Regions from separate parts of the Homo sapiens genome. Here region 2 is linked to region 1. Evidence: read pairs that join two places in POLR2A ChIA-PET (ENCODE). Cell type or tissue: K562. All regions are shown on one strand. Region 1 has its middle 35 kb from the start of LNCDAT. Region 2 overlaps LOC101929297 (a long non-coding RNA gene).

Evidence for each region. ChIA-PET counts read pairs that join two places held together with the same protein. Peaks named below come from ENCODE experiments on the same cell type or tissue, not always from the same donor. Only the 100,000 strongest peaks of a DNase experiment are listed, where the experiment ranks them.
Region 2: POLR2A ChIA-PET joins it to region 1 with 6 read pairs; 3 of 35 experiments call an interaction of 5 or more read pairs at or near these places.

Annotation. Positions count from the first base shown.
Region 1 is chr6:166,200,614-166,204,613 of GRCh38, forward strand. No RefSeq gene overlaps it. Among named protein-coding and RNA genes, the nearest start is that of LNCDAT, 35 kb to the left of the region's middle. In K562, no CTCF peak of the experiment used is centred here; no DNase peak of the experiment used is centred here; H3K27me3 peaks cover 3,317 bases.
Region 2 is chr6:166,251,138-166,255,137 of GRCh38, forward strand. It overlaps LOC101929297 (a long non-coding RNA gene), which reads left to right. Exons shown (of 5, transcript NR_125862.1): 3 at 3,280-3,368; 4 at 3,835-3,887. It overlaps LOC107986668 (a long non-coding RNA gene), which reads right to left. Exons shown (of 2, transcript XR_001744463.3): 2 at 3,549-3,908. Among named protein-coding and RNA genes, the nearest start is that of PRR18, 55 kb to the right of the region's middle. RefSeq lists enhancers at 2,076-2,734, 2,735-3,392 and a silencer at 2,084-2,378. In K562, no CTCF peak of the experiment used is centred here; a DNase peak (open chromatin) is centred at 2,284; H3K4me3 peaks cover 799 bases; H3K27me3 peaks cover 2,742 bases.

The DNA.
Region 1 (4,000 bases):
GAGGCTGAGGTGGGAGGATCACTTGAGCCTGGGAGGCAAAGGTTGCAGTGAGCCAAGATCACGCTATTGCACTCTGGCCTCGGTGACAGAGTGAGACCCTGTCTCAATAAAAAAGGAAAAAAAATGAAAGGGCTAAGAGAATGATTGTGTAGCAGAAAGTTCTGAGACCACCCCAAGGTCTGTGATGAGGAAACCATTATAGATCAATCCAAATGCGTTCTCATTCGGTGCTCCAAAGGATCAGTGCTATGATCAGGAACCATCATTTCATTTAAGCCAGATGTAATTTCACTTAAACGAGATGTAACTGGGCCAGCAATAGTCGTGGGCAGTTTACTTAAGTCAGGATTTCCCAGACTTATCTAATCATCAGAATCAAAGGAATGACATGAGAAGTGTGATAAAAATACAGGTTCTGCATCCCAACCAGACCCCCTAAATCAAAATCTTAGGGGAAAGCCCTGGGCGCTGTGTGTTTTTATCAAGTACGCAGGTGATTGCTATGGTGTAGCCCATTTGAGGGACACGCTATAGTCGAGTATGGGTTGGGAAGAGCAACTGGAAATAAACAGAGACTGGGATATCTTACAGACAGCCCCAAAACATGCACTCAGTTTGCCATTGGATTCTTTGCTTGATGAATAGGATTTAAAGCTAGACTGTATTAGTTATATGACAGGATTTGTTTCATCAATGAAATGCCTCTGTGTGCGTGTGTGTGTGTGTTTCCAGTTAATCCAGTTAGAGTGGTGGTTGTAACCTGGTCCCTAGATTTCTAAATACTTATGTTTATAGAATTTTATGGTCAAAATGAGTCCCTACCAAGAGCATCTTGTCAAACTCCCTCCTTGTCCACTGAAGAGCTGTGTGCTGTTTAAGTTGGTATATCCCTGTGTTTATGAGTACACATTTAACGGCGGCAGAATTCTGCAGCCTCCATGGGTCACCTAGAGCCTGATGAATAAAGTAAGCAAAGTCCAGTTGTAGTTTTCATAATCCAGGACAGTAAGTCCCTGGAGGAAGATCTGTCCATTAAATTCCATGAGTTTCAGGAATTTGCACGGACCCTAAGACGCTCCAGTATCAATAAGGTGACACACTGATCCCTGACATGCTCTTGGAAGATGAAGCCAGGCACAGCTGGCTTTGTGACTTGTTTTTCAGGTTAGTAAAGGTCACTCCCGGCCTTTACTAACATTCACCCAGTGCCTCGGCCAGGATCCACTACTATTTTCACGATGAAGAAAGCTGGATCTGCTTCCTTTATTTTCTTCTCCACTATCGATTCTTCTGAGTTTCACTCTGAAATTCCAACACCTTGGGCCTTCTCTCAGGCTCACAGCGACTCCATCAATCAGGGTGTCTAAAGACCCTGTGGGTGGAGGAAGGAAGGAAGGAGGCACAGAGACCCTGCAGAAATGATTCAGGAGCCCCAGGCAGCTCACCCTCCCTGTCCTTTGGGTAGTTTTTCTGCAGTTTCTCACTGTTGACACTTTTTTTCCTCTATGAGTCAAGAAAGAAGGCCCTAAGAGGGAAATGAGACAGATCTTCTTACAAATATTCTTCATTACCACACTTTATTCATTCTATCAGCCAAGTGTGTTCCTCCAATTTTTCACTACAATTTTAAAAGCAGAAAATGTACCCTATTGTTTTGCACTGTTGGGGCCCATCCAGAGAGAAGGTGCAAGGTACCTACTGGACTTCAAGGCTAAGATTGCGAGTGCAGCCGGAGTGGCTCGGAAACCAAATGTCAGTGGGAGCTCCCAGTCCCAGCTGTGAGGCGTGGCTCCCAGTCCCAGCTGTGAGGCGTGGCCCCATTGCTTCCCTAGCGGGCTTCTGCTCAGATGGCTCCAGAGGCTGCTCATCTGTATCATGACAGCATTTCATCGTAACAGACGCCAGCTACTGCATTAGCTCCTTTATTTTCTGGTTAAGTTTATACAAATGTATCAGATATACTGCAATATTAATAGTTCTCTCCTCATTTGTTTCTGTTATTCTTGGGGCTGGTTTCACAAGTTTTGGGGGTTTCAGTTCTTTTTTTTTTTTTTTTTTTGATACAGAGTCTTGCTCTGTCGCCCAGGCTGGAGTGCAATGGCACAATCTCTGCTCACTGCAACCTTTGCCTCCCAGGTTCAAGCGATTCTCCTGCCTCAGCCTCACGCGTAGCTGGGATTACAGGTGTGTGCCAGCATGCCTGGCTAATTTTTTTGTATTTTTAGTAAAGATGGGGTTTCATCATGTTGGCCAGGCTGGTCTTGAACTCCTGACCTCAAGTGATCCACCCACCTCAGCCTTCCAAAGTGCCTGGGATTACAGGCGAGTCACCATGCCTGGCCTGGGGATTTCAGTTCTTAATCTCCTTTCAGATTTGCCCATACTCTTTTCCTTCAGTCATCTCTGAGAGAAAACCCAGAGGTCCTTCATGGCTGGCTCAACTCACCGTCACTCAGGACAGCAGGGTCTTGCGGTCTGTTGCACTGTGGAGATGCAGGGGCGCCTGTATGGGCGAGTGGAGTTGTTCTGGGTGGAAATCCCAGGCCGGCTCTTTTCCTGTGACTGTGATGAGTGACTCAGCTCAGAGCCTCCTGAGCCTCATCAGTACAGTAAGGACCACAACACTGAATCCATTGTAAGGGTGAAGACACAGTCTGCAGAAAACTTGGCACATAGTGGGAATTTCAAACGCTTTAGCTGGTTAAAGAGAATTGACCATTTCTGCCTTTCAATTTCTCAGGAGTCCCTTTTCAGGGAGGTCGGCTGTCTAATTTGGCCCCTTCTACCTCTATGCATCCTCCTATAGCCATGCCCTCGGTGCAAGTGAGGCCAGCCTGACTTCTGTTCTCTGTAAGCGGCAGGCTTACTCCCACCTGAGGTTTTGCACAGGGTCTCCCTGGCCTGGGCCACTCTTCCATCTGATGTTACCACAGTTGGTTACTCTGACCTGTCTTTAATGCCCCTTTCACAAATCTAAACCATCCAGGGACAACAGATAAGGAAAATGGAGTGGAAGCCTCACCACAGATGATGGTGCAGTGCTGAGAAGCATCGGATTCGAGACAGACATAGAGACCTGGAGGCACTGAATGGAAAAAAGGAACAGAGGAGACAAGAACATGCAGACAGAACAACATGGGCTTTGCACAGGTACACGACAAACACAAAATGCACAGCGGACATGCGGCTGCTGCGGGGCAGGGCTGGTATGGGAACAAGACAGGGTGTGTGTGCGTCAAACAAGGCAGAAAAAAATGCAGCCTCGGGTCGCTAGGCATCGCTTCATCCTGTTAAATTCCCCAAAATAGCATGTATCGCTGTCAAACATGAGCATCAGGACTTTTATCCAAACAGGAAAATTTTCTGTTCTTTTAGTCCCAAGTATATGGAGCACACTTATTAATTAGGACATTATGACGGGCTCTGTGTAAAAATGGGAAGTGAATCTCTCAATATGTGTTTAGTGAAATTAAAGGTACATTGAATCTACTAAAGAAAAAAAACACTTAAGCCTGGGAAATTATCTTTGTGTTTTTTCCTAAGTGATTATTATTAGACACCAGAATAGCACCAAACCGAAAAAAATCTCACGACTGAAATATCTCAGAAACGACATTTCAATATATAAAGGAGACATCAATTTTAAGTTACAAGTAAGGAGAAATTTGGAAACAGAACATACAATTTAACTAAGATTAAGTCTTTCAAAATAATAAGCAGCACTCTAAAACTGAAATCAAGAACGATTTTCATGACTATTTGAATTTTTTTAAATTAATGTTGGTGTTTTTTTTGAGACAGGGTGTCACTGTGTTGCCCATACTGCAGTGAACTGGCAGTGTCATAGCTCACTGCAGCCTCAAGCTCCTGGGCTCAAGTCATCCTTCCACCTCAGTCTCCCAAGTAGCTGGGACTACAGGTATGCACCATGACATCTGGCTAATTTTTTAGTTTTTGTGGAGACGGAATCTCGATATGTGGCCCAGCCTGGCCTCAAGTA
Region 2 (4,000 bases), 51 kb after region 1:
AAATATACAGACTTCTAAATTTTGTATTCTGGAGCTTTTCTCTGATTTCTGTTCCACAAGCTTCCTTTTGAATCAGCTTCCATAAATCTTCATAGTCAATCATATTTTTCGAGATTGCACATTTGGTCAATTCATTTTGCAACCCTATACTCTTATTTTCAAAGAGAATGGGTGTGTGTGTGTGTGTGTGTGTGTGTGTGATTTAAAATTTAAAATCTTTCAAACCAGCGGAGTGTAACAGCTGGGTAACTTGCAGCTAGCTAGTCAGGAAACAGTTATTTTCAACAGTAATTGACACCAAAAAAGTAAACCACAACTTTGAAAGTTTCTAAGGGTTCATATATATTTTAAAAATTAAAGGGAACAATTAAGTCAGACAGACCGTTTTTCTTCTTCTTTTTAAGCTAAGTAGTCATACCTGGGAGTTAATATAAGGGGAATTCTTGGTGGGAGGGAGGATGATAGAAGAGAGAATGGGGGCTTTATAGAGGGGGAAGAAAAGGTTTGAGGACATTGAGAGGAAGTAGACAAACATACCTTTCCCTTAAAATTCAATTTCTAATTTTACCTTCCTTTGGCATGGAGACTCTAGAACATTCTTACACTATACACACCAATTGTCATATGGGAATATGCTGCTTATGATAATAAACCATGTATTTGCCAGTTTCGTGGAAAACAGACATGAATGCTTTTCAATATAATTTCATCTCCTAGGCAATGGAGCGCACGTGACTGACAAGGCTGCCTGATAGCTGGAGAGCTTTCTCAGAACAGTGAGCCTAGAGGCGCCCTCTAATTTACCCGAGGGTTTATAAGGTGAGGGTCACGCTGGCCATTTTCCTTTGGGGAAGAATAGAATCAGGGATGCACAGGATTCTATAAAGATAGAGGGACATTTTTTAGATGATGAAAATGTAGCGTCATCAGCAGAAATCAGACTTTTTTTCAGTCTAATTTCTTTTCTTTCTTTCTTTTTTTTTTTTTTTTTTTTTTGAGACGGAGTCTCGCTCTGTGGCCCAGGCTGGAGTGCAGTGGTGCGATCTCGGCTCACTGCAAGCTCCGCCTCCCGGGTTCACGCTATTCTCCTGCCTCAGCCTCCCGAGTAGCTGGGACTACAGGCGCCCGCCACCACGCCAGGCTAATGTTTTGTATTTTTTTTTAGTAGAGACGTGGTTTCACCGTGTTAGCCAGGATGGTCTCGATCTCCTGATCTCGTGTTCCGCCCTCCTCGGCCTCCCAAAGTGCTGAGATTACAGGCTGGAGCCACCGCGCCCGGCCTCAGTCTAATTTCTACAGCAGGGCCTCATCGCTGTGACCCAGGGAGGCCGCGCCTCCGAGGTGGGTCCATGCCACCTCCCTCTGTAGGAAGAGCCTTCAGCACCCCAGGGCCGTTCGCAGGGCTCTTCCCCAAACAAAATAAAATGAAACGGAGGTTTTCCTGAGCTTCAGCGTCAATCCGATCGGACCCCCGGGAGGTGCAGCGAGCTCGGGGACACGGTGTTCGGGTGGTAGGATTTCCAAAGTCCTGAGAGGCTGAAGGGGCAGGTATTGTTCCCGCCGCCCCTTGGGCAAGGGGCCTCCCGGAGCAAAGGCTAGGGGGCCCGGGCTCCCAGTTCTGGGGTCGTCCTGGTGACAGGGTGACCCCTAGACCATGGGGGCGGCTACAGCGACTGTCCGGGGGTGTCTGGGCCACGACCACCCGTCCCACCAGGAGGACGCAAGCACGGCACACTGGCTGGGGGCTCCGCACTGGGAGGCTGGGCCAGACCTGGAACGGCCTAACAGCAAGGAGAGAGCCGGACGCCGTGGCTCAGGCCTGGAACCCCAGCGCTTTGGGAGGCCGAGGCGGGAGAGTCGCTTGAGGCCAGGAGTTCGAGACCAGCCTGAGCATGACGGCGAAACCCCGTCTCTACAAAAAAAAAAAAAAAAAAAAAAAAAAAAAAATTTTAATTAGGCTGGCGCAGTGGCTCACATCTGTAGTCCCAGCTACTGGGGAGGCTGAAGCAGGAGGATCGCTTGAGTTCGGAAGGTCGAGGCTGCAGTGAGCTAGGATTGCGCCACTGCGCTCCAGCCCCGGGCGACAGACTGAGAACCTGTCTCGAAAAAAAAAGAAGAGGAAAGAAAAAGAAAACCAGAACGAGAAAGTGCGGCCAGCCCGGGCTCAGGAGCTGGGTGGGAAACAAAGCCGCCAGAAAATGACAAGTAAACACGCAGCCGCGGGAAGCCACTGGGCGGAGCGGGCGCTAATGAGCGCGCAGCGGGGCCGCCACGCCCGCGCGGACACGGAGCAGCGGCGCCTTTCCCTGCGACTGGCTGTGTCGCCTGGAGCCCGGCGGCCGCCACCCCAGGGAGAAAGCTCCGGTGAGGGGAGCAGACGCTGGGACCCGTGGTCTCGCCCTCTGCTCTTTCCTGGCTGGGGACGGGGGTAGCTCCCAGGCAAAGGCCCTCCGGGGTCTCCGCCCGGGGGGCCCCACCTGCCTTGTGACGGCTGAGATGTGCGCGTCCCACCCACTTTCCAAGGCGCCTTTGAAGTCGTTTCTCATTAAAAAACAAGCTTTTTGAATAACCAAATGTTCCTTTGGCGCCCTCCAATTTTATTTTACTGTAATCTATTGAGTTGTATTTGTTTTTCTGAATCCGCTTCCTAGGAAAGCGCCCCCTCCCATTTTAAACCGTTCTCAGGTGGTTTTTTCTGGAAGCAGCAGTGGTTTGTCCAGCAAGGATTAACTCTTTGCCTTTTCCCGTCTAAACTTCTGAAGACACCTGACAGCTCGTTTTAACTCTGCAAACGACAGTTCATCCTCCGGGGTGTGGATTCGGGCTCCCACGGCTGCCGCCTGGGGCAAGTGCGTCTCCCCGGGCGCCTACGCGGCCCCGCGCGCTCCTGGCAGCGTCGCCCCCAAGCCAGCCCCGCCTACCCAGAGAGGGCCAGTCCTGTTCCGGGTCCCGAGGGCCTTGGGAACCCCACAGGTTCCTTCCTCCCGGGGTTTCCCAGCAGACCACACACAGAGATGCGCTCCGGAACTTAGGGAACCATGTAAAGGAACTTCCAACAGGACTGGGCCTTTTATGCGTGTTTATCTTAAACATTTTAGGAAGCAAGTGGCAAAGTGCTTTAAAAGTAAAACTTAGAACGTCTGCACTAGCTGTTTGTGCAAACGAGTATTTGCTAAGCATTATCCGAGACCTGAGAATTGTTTCTTTATGATTTACTTATATGTGATAAGTTCCCTTTGTAGAAAGAGACTATATTTAATCATAAATATATCGTCATAGGTACAAGGATAAAATTTAAGAAGAGAGGACTACAGATCACTTTAACGCTAAAGGGAATTGTAGTGAAGCATGGATGTTTTCCCATTAAGGTGACTTTCTTCTGGGGTGTGTGTGTGTGTGTGTGTTTAGTTTTTTGTGCCTTTATGTTTCTATCAGTTTGTCTTTCCCAGTGAAAATTAATTCAAATGTGTCTTCATTGATATATTTCAAGTGTTGTGCGCTGAACATTGAGTCAGAATAATTTGATTAAGGTTCAATGATAAAACCACTCTGTCTCACTGATTTTAATTAAACTGGAATCTGAAAAACACATGCATTCAATATAGTGGCCATTATTTTTAATTCTAAACAAACTTTTTTGGTTTTGAGCCAATATTTTTAGTTCTAAACCAACATTTTTGGTTGGTTTAGTTCTAAACCAACATGTTGAAACCTTGGGAGGTTTTCGCATTTTCCAGAGTGAGAACTGCTTGCATTGACTTCCCGGAATGTGTAGTACCAGACCCTCAACCTTAAAAGAAGTTCCATTCTTCTCCACTTCTCTCTTCTCCCCAGGACCCATGACTTTACACTTCAATATTTCTGCAGGGCTCACAGTTCACTGAGAGGTAAGTGAAAGTCAAGAACCACTGGAAGACAATGAAAATTTCATTCTTGTGGGCAATTTTAACTCTTAACTGTTACAAATGATAGTATCTGCGTACAAGATCTTCTATATACC